2 separate regions of the Homo sapiens genome follow, and region 2 is linked to region 1. The links are chromatin contacts, found by Hi-C or POLR2A ChIA-PET in ENCODE. All regions are on one chromosome and are shown on one strand. Each heading gives the region's core, a stretch centred on a gene start or an enhancer-like site at or near the end of the contact. The rest is flanking DNA. Distances are from core to core; before and after follow the strand shown.

Region 1 (6,325 bases), core at 1,677-4,176:
TTTGTCCATGCAGCAGATTCTCCTCTCATTTACTTGAACAAATATATGTCCTTTCCTTTTTATCTTTCTCCACAATCCTCTTTTTTGCACTTCTCTTTCAATTACATTCTTTCAGTTACTTATGAACACTTGTTGTTGCTCAATGATTAGTACTGTTGAACTCCTCCAATCTCCTGGCTATGCATATAACATTCACAATTTAACACAATCTTATCCCACTGGGTTTGATCATTGCCAAGACCCACCCTTCTTCAGCAATTCTCAGAAGTACTCTATCCTAAGCTGTTTATTGGGAGTAGAAGTGAACCAAATGCCAAAATGCTCTGGCATGTAAAATAGCAAGGATACAATCTCATTGATTAAATAAGTCCCATATAAAATATTCTAGGATATTTGCAATTTATCAACTGAATAAAAATATCCAGTAGACAAAGAGAAAGTGAGGCAGGAAACTTTCAAGACATAAAAAGCAAAAAATGTATGCTGGACTGTTACATATGGTGTTCCCTGTTTTGTTAAAGAGTTGAAGACTAAACCACGGTTTCAAATTCATTTGAAATAAATGCTTGCAGTTTCCTTTTCATTGCCAAGGTCTAAACTATGAGAAAAGGGCCAACTATGATTTTTTTTTAATTAGCAAGTTTTAAAGAGTCATAGTGTAGAGGATTATAAACTCTGCTTGAATTACTTTCAGAATTAACCAATGATTCAATTTAAAACATCTCTTAAAGGTAAAATAAACTATTTGTGGTATTTGGAAAGCAGCCACATTTGAAGAAACATGTAATACTGAACAAAGTTACAATTATTAGCAGTTTCATAAAAGCCCTTTTTGTTTAAAAAAGAATAAGTTGCTGCAAATATAAAATTCATGGAAGCAGAGTGATCTTCACTTTAGAATTTCCTGATTTGTTTTAAATTGATAAAAATAATTTTTCTTCCAAGGAAATGAAAAAAGAAGTAAATTGTTTTAATCGAATATAATCAAACACAATTACTATGTAAAAAAGTGGAAGAATCAAGGCAAGATTAAATTATCCTAGTTAAGTAAAAAAATAAACACCAGCAAAATTGAATATGTGTCTATTTGCATTTCCATAAAAGTTCTATAACGTAAAAGGGGTCTAGCTTTATCAAGGATATGCAATCCAGTTAGGATCTATGATTCTAAAAGAAAAGAAAAATTCACTCTTTAAGGACAGCAAGTCAATATAGGCATCTTACAGTCACCTTTCTTAAATCACTAAGACTTAATGAAGAGCAAAAGTAACTATTCAATGAGATTCTTATCTGTTCCTGATACCATGCAGTCACCAAAGCCAAAGTTCCAAGGAAAAAGAATGAACAAAAAAGGCCAGGCGCAGTGGCTCACGCCTGTAATTCCAACACTTTGGGAGGCCGAGGTGGGCGGATCACTTGAGGTCAGGAGTTCCAGACCAGCCTGACCAACATGCTGAAACTCTGTCTCTATTAAAAATACAAAAATTAGCTGGGTGTGGTAGTGCGCACCTGTAGTCCCAGCTACTTGGGAGGCTGAGGCACAAGAATTGCTTGAACCTGGGAGGTGGAAGTTGCAGTGAGCTGAGATCGTGCCACTGCACTCTAGCCTAGGTGACAGAGCAAGACTCCATCTCAAAAAAGAATGATCAAAAAAGCTCAGTGTTTATAAGTATGCAAACAGACAGATCCACAACAGGATAAAAATCTAACAAACTTGCTGCTTATGGGAAACTTACGTTTAATAGACTTTATCTATTTTCAGAATATCCTCTTGTCAAGAGTAGTGTTTGTCACACAGTAGATGCTCAACAGAATAAACAACAAGAAAACAAATAAATGAATAAAGAGTCTGCTATAGGATGGTGTCAAAAGAGGTGAGGTAAAGCTCCCTCTCAGTTCTAATATTTCATGATCTAAACTGAAAACATTACCTATTTTGAATTAGAAACTAGAGTTCAGTCGTTCTGGTTCAAAAGTGTTTCAGAATATTAACTCACCAAATTTAGACTATGGAACCACAGAAAATTATCAAAGATAAAACTCCAATATACAGATGTCTTGTTAGGCCCATCATTCAACAGTGAGACCACAAAACGATTACACTCAAACTCCACGTAACCACTGGGCTGACACACTCCTCCTTTCTGTAAGGCAAATGCAACGCATGCTTCAAGGTAGCTTTGAGCCCACCTGGGAAGCTTGCAGGTAGGTAGTCATTTTGGCAATTTAGGATTATCTACTCATTCACTCAGGTGTTACTAAATCTTGGTTTTGGTTTGGTTTTGTTTTGACTCAGCCAGTCCACATAACAAATAGCAGCAAGCAACCCCACAAATAATTTTTTTAGAAAGAGCTCTGGGCTGGCAGTCCCCTCTCCTCAACACAAGGCCTTGCTTCCTACTCCATTCCTGTGGCCATCTGGCTTCATCTTGTCTGAGCTTTCATTTTTTAGCCCACTTATCCCCTGGGACTAACAGTGCTACTTATATAATCTGCCTTTCAGAAACAGCCGATTCCAGCCACCCAGGGTAACTGCCCAGTTAGCTACAGTCCTGCTCTAGATCCCGCAATCCACAGGTCCAGCCCAGAGCCACACCTGAATGAGGCTCTCACAATGGGAAGCTGTACAGACACATGTGGCATATCAATGTGAGAGTGAAAGGGCAGTTCTCCAAATTACCATCCTCCATGGCAAATGTTCTATGAGTGCTTGGAAACACCATGTGAATGTGTTGATGAATGTAATCAAGGAGCTTCTTGACGCAAAGCCAGCAACACTGTGTTAACCCTGCAACATTCCATGATCCAGATGAAAGAGCAGCTGAGGCAGAAAGATGACGTAAAGATCATGAGTGTTCTGGGGTGAAAAGCATGTACTTACACGCACTAATGAGCATGTAATATTTAAGAAACTTAGCGCAGCAATCAGGGCCAAAAGGACTGAGAAAGTCCCTTAACAATCTCAGCCAAGTGTTTAAGCAAAAGAGTTGGTCTAATGTATATGCATGAGCTCCACCTTGAAATGTGGAGTGGCTAAGAAATGTCTTATAATTTCTAAATTACTCCAGTTATTATTAATTTTAAGCATTATTAGGTATCACTAATAAGTGTTACTACACCGTTTTTAAAAAGAAAGTCTAGAAGGCTGACTACAACATTTCTTTGTTCCTCATTTCTGGGAAGTTCCTGCTGTAGTCTTTTAAAGCCAGCTATGCAGAGCAGGCCAATGATCCACTCCAAAATCACAAGCTGGACTAAAGCCCCAGAAAAGTACCCTTGGAATCTTTTCTCTTTTTTGAAAAGTATAAACTTCTCCAAGGTACTGTGAGCTACAGAAAGGAATTTAAGCAGTTCCATCTTGGTTACCATGTGAAGGTACTTTGATCATTAAGCAAGAAAAAGAGGTTACTGTTACTCTTACCTCCCTTATGGCATAAAGAGGCCAAGTGAAAGGCGAAAGGTCGGAAACAATATGAAGACTTCAAATCAACATAAAAAATATATCCAATGTCATCAATAGTTGTTAAGTATATTCTCCAAAAAGTCCTTGAGTCCTAAGAAACCACCAGAAACATATGGGTGGCCTGGTCTCCAAGTCATGCCTGATCCCCTCCTTGTCAACTGTACAAGCCATTATTTTTTTTTTTTTTTTTTTGGAGACAGGTTCTTCCTCTGTTGCCCAGGCTGAAGTGCAGTGGCGCAATCTTGGCTCACTGCAACCTCCGCCTCCCAGGTTCAAGCAATTCTCCTGCCTCAGCCTCCCAGGTAACTGGGATTACAGGCGTGCACCAACACATCCAGCTATTTTTGTATTTTTAGTAGAGATGGGGTTTCACCATGATGGCCAGGCTGGTCTCAAACTCCTGATCTCAACTGATCCACCTGCCTCAGCCTCCCAAAGTGCTGGGATTACAGGTGTGAGCCACCATGCCTGGCCATCAAGCCATTCTTGTTTCATGAATATATATTCAAAATAGTAAATGCTAAAGGATGCAACAAAGGAGCTGAAAGCTGCTGTCACAATACCACATTTACAAGGAAACTTTTGATTTATCATATTTAAGGTATCATTTTTAAACATTCCATGTTAAAGTCATTCAGGTAATATGATAACAGCTTATGGAGGGGGCAGGCTTCTAACTATACATAAAACTAGAAATCCAAACCCAAAAGGTGCTGGACACTCTTCAAAGTTAGCATAGCACTCAATATTCAGCACTCTGCATTAGTTAAGTTAGGCCAAGAGAATGATACAGAAGAAGAATTCATTGACAATAAAAGCAGAATCCGCTCAGTGTTAATAGGTTTAATATCCTTTCTGTCATTAATGCAGAACATGAGACAATGATATGCTGACAAGGCAGAAAATTGAACTAAGTAGGTTGACATTTACTTTAAGAGGCTAAGAGCTCAAATTTAGGATAGAGACAAAGGAATACATAACTGATCAAGAATCTTAATTTCTGAATGACTGCCAGGCTTGGAAGTAACCAAAACATTATAGCTTCCTTTAAAAATATTTTTTCATAATCTAGAAGGATAATATAAAAGGCAACATAATAACTTGTTATTTCTTGGCTGAGTTTTTTTTTTTAATTTTTAAATTTTTTGTAGAGACAGGGTTTCCCTATGTTGCCCAGACTGGTCTCAAACACCTGGCCTCAAGTGATCCTCCTGCATCAGGCTCCCAAAGTGCTGGGATTACAGGCATGAGCCACTATGCCTGGCTTATTAGTTTTGCTAGACTACCTAGTTTTAAGCTCTGCCTCTTTTTATTTGCAACTTTTAATATGCTTTCCTCTTTCTAAAATTAATTTTTAAATTATATTCTCCTTGCAAAATTAGTTACCAATATTGTTAAAGGCCTATTTGACACCCTTTCAATTTCATTGCCTTCGTCCACCTCTCTAGTGGTTATCTCTGTTAAATATTTAGTGTTTACACTTTCAAATATTTTTCTGTGCATATCTATGAACCTCGAAGGGGAAAAATGTAGTATGGTTGTATATGGACTTAAAAAATACAAAAGGTTTCATACTAGATTTATCTTTAGCCATTTTGTTTTGTTTTCTTGCAACAATATATTTTGGAGATGGTCCAACATTAATACACATAGAACTACTTCCGTTTTTCATACTATGCACAAAATGACATAGTTTATCTAAACCATGTTTAGTTACTCTCCTTTGAACGATATTTAGGTTGTTCACATAATTATAAACAATGCTGCAAAAAGCATTCCCTATACATACCCCATTATGCATGTACTTGAGTTTTTTCTTGAGGGTAGATTTTGAAAAGTGAAGTGCACAATTTGAATATGAATGGACAGGACTAATTTACTTCCAAAGTATTTCCACCAATTTATGAACCCACCAGCAGAGTGAAAATACTTGTGTACTCATGACCTCACCAACTCTTGAAATTATCAATCTTGTTCTATTTTGTCAGTCTGACGGGTTGTTCTTTAATTTTTTTATTGTATTTCCTCAAATACTAATAGAATAAATACATTTTCATATGCTGACATCTTCCTCTTTTATTGCTCACTGATTTCTATTCTTTACCTACTTTGCAACTAGGCAGCTTGTCCTTTTTGTTTGTTTCAAAGGAAATTTATTCTATTGGTCTTTTGTCATGTATAGTGCAAATATTTTTTCTCAGCCTTTTAACTGAATATGTAATGTTTTATTGTAAGGGAATTTATTTTTTAATAGAAACAAATGTATCTTTTTTTCCCTTATGACTTCCACTTTTCACGTCATCCTTAGGACTATAACCCACAATTATAAGATATTTTTTATATTTATTTCTAATGCTTTTATAGTCTGAATTGTATCTGAGCCTTTAAACTACCATGAATTTATTTTTGTAAGGTACAGCTCTGTTCTTGTTTTTCAAATATAAACAGGCAAATTTTTAACTTCTCTGAACCCCAATTTCCCTAGCTATAAAACGGGGGTAATAATATGTACCTCATGAACGCTTGAAGATTTTTAAAAATGATGTTCTTAAATCTCCTAGCACAGTCGTTGACATATAATAAATGTTTACTACATTTTTTAGTTGTATCTGAAAATAGTTAATACATGTTTAATAGTTATATTGAGACTATATGAATAAATTAACAACATATTGAATACTTAAAATACTTAACAAAAACAGAACCAAGCAGTATAGGTCATAAAAACTACCAGTCGGGCCGGGCGTGGTGGCTCACACTTGTAATTCCAGCACTTTGGGAGGCCAAGGCGGGTGGATCATGAGGTCAAGAGATCGAGACCATCCTAGCCAACATGGTGAAACCCCGTCTTTACTAAAAATA
Region 2 (6,325 bases), core at 3,216-5,715, 210 kb after region 1:
AGAGAAAATTTGTGCAGGGGAAATCCTCTTTTTAAAACCATCAGATCTCGTGAGACTTATTCACTGTCAAGAGAATAGCATGGGAAAGTCTTGCCCCCATGATTCAATCACCTTCCACCAGGTCCCTCCCACAACGTGTGGGAATTCAAGATGAGATTAGGATGGGGACACAGCCAAACCAGATCACCCTGACAATGTAAGATAACTAACAGCTTATCTTCACGGGTGTGGAACAAAGACAAGACTAGAAATCATCCCTCTGCCCACCCCAAAACAAATGCATATTTGACTTCTTTCTCTACTCTATTTTTATCTTATGTAAAATGCAGATTTACTGAGCGTGACAAGAATGTGTAATTGACTGTTCCTCTATACCCTCCTCTCACATGTAACATGTGAATTCAGTAAGCACTAATGAAAGTTTCACAAGAATATAACCACTTATCTGGCTACCTACCCACTCTTTTCTTTCCTTTTTCCCCTCCTGCTGCTCTTTCCCCTTTAAATATTGAAGTCTTCAAAACCCTCTTTGGAAAATACATGGGCCACAGATTGTATGGGAACTTGTGTTTCTTTTTCCCAGTGCATCCTCAACCTTGGCAACATGAACCTCTAAATTGATCAAGGCCTGTCTCAGACACTTTTTGGTGTACAATTACCTTCTGTGTGTGTCTGTGTGTGGTGAGAACATTTAAGATCTGCTCTCTCTTAGCAAATCTCAAGTATATAATAATCAGTAACCATAGACACCATGCTGTACAGTAGATTTCCAGAACTTATCTTCTATCTGAAAGTTTGTACCATTTGACCAACCTCTCTCCATTTCTCTCACTCCCCAGCCCCTGGCAACCACACCTCTCATCTCTGCTTCTAAGTTTGACTTTTTTAGATTCCAAATGAGTGAGGTCACCCAGTATTTCTTTCTCTGACTCTTTATTTCACTGAACATACTGTGCTCTGGGCTCACCTATGTTGTGTCAAATGATAGGATTTTCTTCTTTTAAGGCTGAATATTATTCTGTTGTGTATATATACTCCATTTTCTGTATTCATCTGTTGACAGACAGGTTGATTCTACACCTTGGCTATTGTGAATAGTGCTGCCATGGACACGGGAGTGCAGATATTTCTTTGAGATACTGATGTTGTTTCCTGTGGATATATATCAGAAGTGGGATTGGTGGATCTCATGGTAGTTCTATTTGTAATTTTTGGAGGAAGCAGCTCCATATTGTTTTCCATAATGGGGTACTAGTTTATGTTTCCACTAACAGCTTAGAAGTGTTCACTTTTCTCCACATCCTTACCAACCCTTGTCATGGCTTGTCTTCTATAGTAGCCATCCTGACATGTATAAGGTGCTGTCTCATTGTGGTATTGATTTGCATTTCCTTGATGGTTCATGATGTTCCGCATCTTTTCATGTACTTGTGGGACATTTTGGTGTCTTCTTTGAAAAACGTCTTCAGGTCCTTAAGCCAACTTTGTTTTTTCAGTTACCCAAGTAAGCAAATAAACAAACAAACAAAATCCTTACAGTCATCGTTGTCTCTATTTTTCTCTCACACCCACATTCGATTTGTCATGAAATGCCATGAACTTGACCTTTAAAAATATCCAGAATTTGGCCACTTCTCACCACCCTCACAGCTGTCACCCTGGTCTGAATCACCGTTGACATTTGCATGGATTCTTGCAATGGCCTCCTAATTGGTCTCCCTGCTTCTTCCCTTTGTCCCCAATATAATAGCCAGAGTTATCTTTTTTTTTTAGACAGGGTCTTCCTCTGTCACCCAGGCTGGAGTGCAGTGGCACCATCTCTACTCACTGCAACTTCCACCTCCCCGGTCTCAAACGATCCTCCCACCTCAGCCTCTGGAGTAGCTGGAACCACAGGCAGGCACCAGCATGCCCAGCTATTTATTTTGTAGTTTTTGTAGAGGTAGGGTTTTGCCATGTTGCTAGGCTGGTCTCAAACTCCTGGACTCAAGGCATCTGCCCACCTTGGCCTCCCAAAGTGTTGGGATTACAGGTGTGAGCCACCGTACACAGCCCAAGGTGTTTTTGTTTTGTTTTGTTTTGTTTTGTTTTTGAGATGGAGTCTCACCTGTCGCCAGGCTGGAGTGCAGTGGCACAAACTTGGCTCACTGCAACCTCCACCCCCCAGGTTCAAGCGATTCTCCTGCCTCAGTCTCCTGAGTAGCTGGGACTACAGGTGCACGCCACCGCACTCAGCTAATTTCTGTAGTTTTAGTACAGATGGGTTTTCACCATGTTGGCCAGGATGGTCTCTATCTCTTGACCTTGTGATCTGCCTGCCTCGGCCTCCTGAAGTGCTGGGATTGCTTACAGGCGTGAGCCACTGCGCCCGTCCCAGAGTGATCTTTCAACAGGTGACTTAGATAATAAGTCTCTGCTCAGAACCCTGTACTAGCTCATTTCACTCAGTGTAAAAACTAAAGTTCTTACAACGATGACAAAGTCCTCTTTGTTTGTCCCACCCCATTGCTGTGATGACCTCCAGTAGGAGGAGTAGCTACTACGTGCTTCTAATCTACTCCAGCCACCCCGGCTTCCTTACCACTCCTCCGGCATCTCAGGCACGCTTACTCCAAGGTCTTTGCTCTAGATGTTCCATCTTCTTCAAATGCTCTTTCCTCATATTTTGCTTAGCCAACTCCCTCACCTCCTTCAAGTCTTCTCGGGGTTTGAAGAACTGAGAACTGTCTAACACCACATCCTGCTCCGTATCATTGCATTCCAACCCTGCACGCCCGATTCTTTTTTTCTACAACCCTTATTTCCTTCTATGTTACTATATACAGGTAACCGGTAAACTGCGCTATTATTCAAATACATACTCTGACCCTCTCAGGAGGATTATCCTTTCCCCACCCCATTGGCCTTGGACATGGCTACGTGACTGGGTCTGATTGCTGACATAGAAGCAAAAGCATTGTTACTTGTAGGCAGAAGTTACAGGAGCCAGCGTGTGGTTTACCATGTTCTTTATCCTGCCATAATGCCTTTTGCATCTGACTTCTTTCACTTAGCAGTAGTATTTTTGAGTTCACCCATTTTTGAGTTTATGACACCTTGTTCCTTTTCATTGCTGAATAGTATTCCAAAATGTGACTGAACTACAATGTGTTTATTCAGAGTTGCAGATAATGGCTACTCCATCAGGCTGGGTCCTAGAAAGATGACAATCTGTCACAGAGCTGTAGTTAACCAGTAATTGTCAGGTCTCATGGGTCAGAAATGAACTATTGTGCTAGAAGCCACTGAGATTCTGCAAACTAACCTAATTGATGCATATCTGTGTTTTCTGCTCATTGATGGATCAGAAGCATATAGAAAGAGTTTGGAGTGTAGCAGGTCTTTAATAAATATTTGTTAAATGAATAGATGCTGAGGAATGTGATTTAAGGAATGGCAGGAATATTCCAGTCTTGAAATATCCTTCCCTCTCTGCTTTCTGAAACTTGAAACTGTAGTATTATAAATGTACCCTTTTAGGTTAAGTATTATTACTCACTTTTAACATTATTAGAAGTATGCCATAATTGTTTTAATTAGTATTTTTAGTATAAATGATGTGTTAAACATGATTTGGGACAAAGAAAACACATGCTAGTAATTGGAAAGAGTGCTAAAAAATTATCTCTCTATTCGTCAAATGACTTACAGGTGAATAACTCCTGTTCTAGAAACTGAACCGTAAAAAAATTGGGCCCCCTTTTTAAAAATCATTACACAATTTATCTCTGATTCTCAAACTTCTGTTATCATTAACATTATTTTTTAAGTTTTATAATTTTTTTTTTTTTTTGAGGCAGAGTGTCGCTCTGTTGCCCAGGCTGGAGTGCAGTGGCGCCATCTCGGCTCTCTGCAACCTCCGCCTCCCAGGTTCAAGCCATTCTCCTGCCTCAGCCTCCCAAGTAGCTGGGATTACAGGCTAGCGCCACCATGCCTAGCTAATTTTTGTATTTTTTAGTAGAGAAGGGGTTTCACCATGTTGGCCAGGCTGGTCTCAAACTCCTGACCTCAGGTGATCGACCTGCCTCTCCTCCCAAAGTGCTGGGATTACAGGTGTGAGCCACCGTGCCCAGCCAAGTTTTATAATTTTAAAATAGCTTTATTGAGATACAATTTACATATAATAAAATTTGCTAATTTCAGGTATACAGTTCGATGGCCTAAAATAATTTTTTTTACACAGAGTCTTGCTGTGTGGCCCAGGCTGGAGTGCAGTGATGCGATCACAGCTCACTGCAACCTCTGCCTCCCGGGTTCAAGCGGTTCTTGCGCTTCCGTGACGTCACAAGGGCGCGCCTTCCGTGACGTCACAAGGGGCGCCTTCCGTGACGTCACAAGGGCGCGCCTTCCGTGACGTCACAAGGGCGCGCCTTCCGTGACGTCACAAGGGCGCGCCTTCGCCGACACCATAGCGGTGGGCCTTTGGCGACGTCAGAGGCGCGGGTGTTCGCCTACGTCACTGGGGCGCTACGGTGCCTGGAGCTGGGCGGTCTTCTCGTCAGAGTGGGGACTGGTGAGAGCGACCTCCCCGCCAGGTCCTGTGTGTTGCCGGCTGAAGAAGGGTAGCTGAAAAATTCAGACCCAGCACAGTGTTTATGTTGGTCAAAAATAGAAAACTATGGCGCGGCCGAGGCGGGAGGACCCTTCAGGCCAAGAGCAGCCTAGCAACATGGCGCAACCCCATCTCTGTAGTCCTACCTCAGCCCCCCAGCTACTTGAACCCAAAGATTCAAGGCTCCAGTGAGCTATGATCCCACCACAGCATTCCAGCCTGCGAGATTGAGGTAAACCCTGTGTAAAAAAATTAAAAAACTATCCAGGTGTGCAATAAAACATGAGGCTGGCTGGGCCCTACTGTAATCCCAGCACTTTGGGAGGCCGAGGCGGGAGGATGGATGGCTTGGGCTCAGGAGTTCGAGACCAGCCTGGGCAACATGACGAAACCCCGTCTCTACAGAAGATACAAAAATTAGCCGGGCGCGGTGTGCACCTGGCCTAATTTTTGTATTTTTTTTCTAGAGATGGGGTGGGGTGGGGGCTCGCTATGTTGCCCGGGCCAGTTTCGAACTCCTGAGTTGAGGCGATCTTCTCACCTTGGCCATCAGAGTTGTCGGGATTACAGGTGTGAGGGACAGCGCCCCACCTGGGTTAGGCTACTTAATAACATAAGAAAGTGCTCCGCCAGGCTCAGTGGCTGACACCTGTAATCCCAACACTTTGGGAGGCCGAGGCGGGTGGATCACCTGAGGTCAGGAGTTGGAGACCAGCCTGGCCATGGTGAAACCCAGTCTCTACAAAAAATACAAAAATTAGCCGGCCGTGGTGGCGCATGCCTGTAGTCCCAGCTACTTAGGAGGCTGATAAAGGAGAATTACTTGAACCCGGGAGGCGGAGGTTGCATTGGGCCGAGATCGCACCACTGCACCCCAGCCTGGGCGACACAGCGAGACTCCAAAGTTTGACACCAGCCTGGGCAATGTAGTGACACCCTGTCTCTACAAAACAAACAAACAAAAACCCAGGCATAACTGTGTCCACCTGTGGCCCTAGCTAGTTAGGAGGCTGAGGCAGGAGGATCACTTGAGGCCAGGAGCTCAAGGCTGCAGTGAGCTATGATAATCCCACTGCTTCCCATCCTGAGCAATAGAATGAAAGCATGTCTCTAGCTAGCTAGCTAGCTAGCTAGCTAGATAATTGATACGGAGTTTTGTATCAAATTTTTTCCCTAGATTTGAGCATGTTTTTCTAAAGTAGCATTCAATACATCAGCATTTTACAGTGTTATTATTTGTTAATATGATTATGTTTTTCTGAAATACAGTGTCCTTTACAAAAGCAGTTTTGTCTTTCAAAGGACATAGATAAGGCCCTCAAGTGAATTTGTTTGATGTTGGCGACCTTGGTACCATTTTGTCCACTTGATTGGAAAAGCCAGTCAATAATCTCAGGTCACTGTTGGCCTTAGAAGAAGAGCCCAAAGGCAACAAGCAAAGGCGCTGGTGTCCAGTCGCCTTCTAGAAGCATTTTCACTTTCCCTTAAGGTTTCCCTTGATGAACATAGAAGTACTGTATGTAGAATTGACCCAGTGCTGCCCTGGCAACTTTGTATATTAGCCCAAATTTACATTTCTTACCTTTATGAGAGGCACCCTGGTAGGCTAGTGGAGTTACACACAAAGTCTGATCTCAGCTGCACTGTCCAGAGATGCAACACGGTCCAATCAAATAACATTCTCTGAGCCCGTTTCTTTAGCTGTGAAAGAAGAATAACACCCATCTAAAAAGG

What was found. Hi-C counts contacts between places; a loop is a spot of excess contacts on that map. ChIA-PET counts read pairs that join two places held with the same protein, here RNA polymerase II (POLR2A). Pooled maps may share reads with other maps.
Region 2: a loop to region 1 is called in a pooled map, with 4 times the contacts of the local background. The contact joins the promoter of LINC01347 here to the enhancer-like site in region 1. A Hi-C loop is called at or near these places in 5 of 37 single-sample maps with no recorded cell type and 7 of 50 pooled maps. POLR2A ChIA-PET finds 5 or more read pairs at or near these places in 1 of 52 experiments (A673).

Annotation. Positions count from the first base shown.
Region 1 is chr1:243,310,037-243,316,361 of GRCh38, reverse strand. The region is part of intron 8 of SDCCAG8 (SHH signaling and ciliogenesis regulator SDCCAG8); the gene reads right to left. Among named protein-coding and RNA genes, the nearest start is that of MIR4677, 33 kb to the left of the region's middle. Within about 2 kb of position 2,926, at least 5 of the 41 ENCODE cell types and tissues checked have a DNase peak (open chromatin) inside an H3K27ac peak, as active enhancers do.
Region 2 is chr1:243,099,884-243,106,208 of GRCh38, reverse strand. It overlaps LINC01347 (long intergenic non-protein coding RNA 1347), which reads left to right and starts at 4,465. Exons shown (of 18, transcript NR_029401.1): 1 at 4,465-4,823.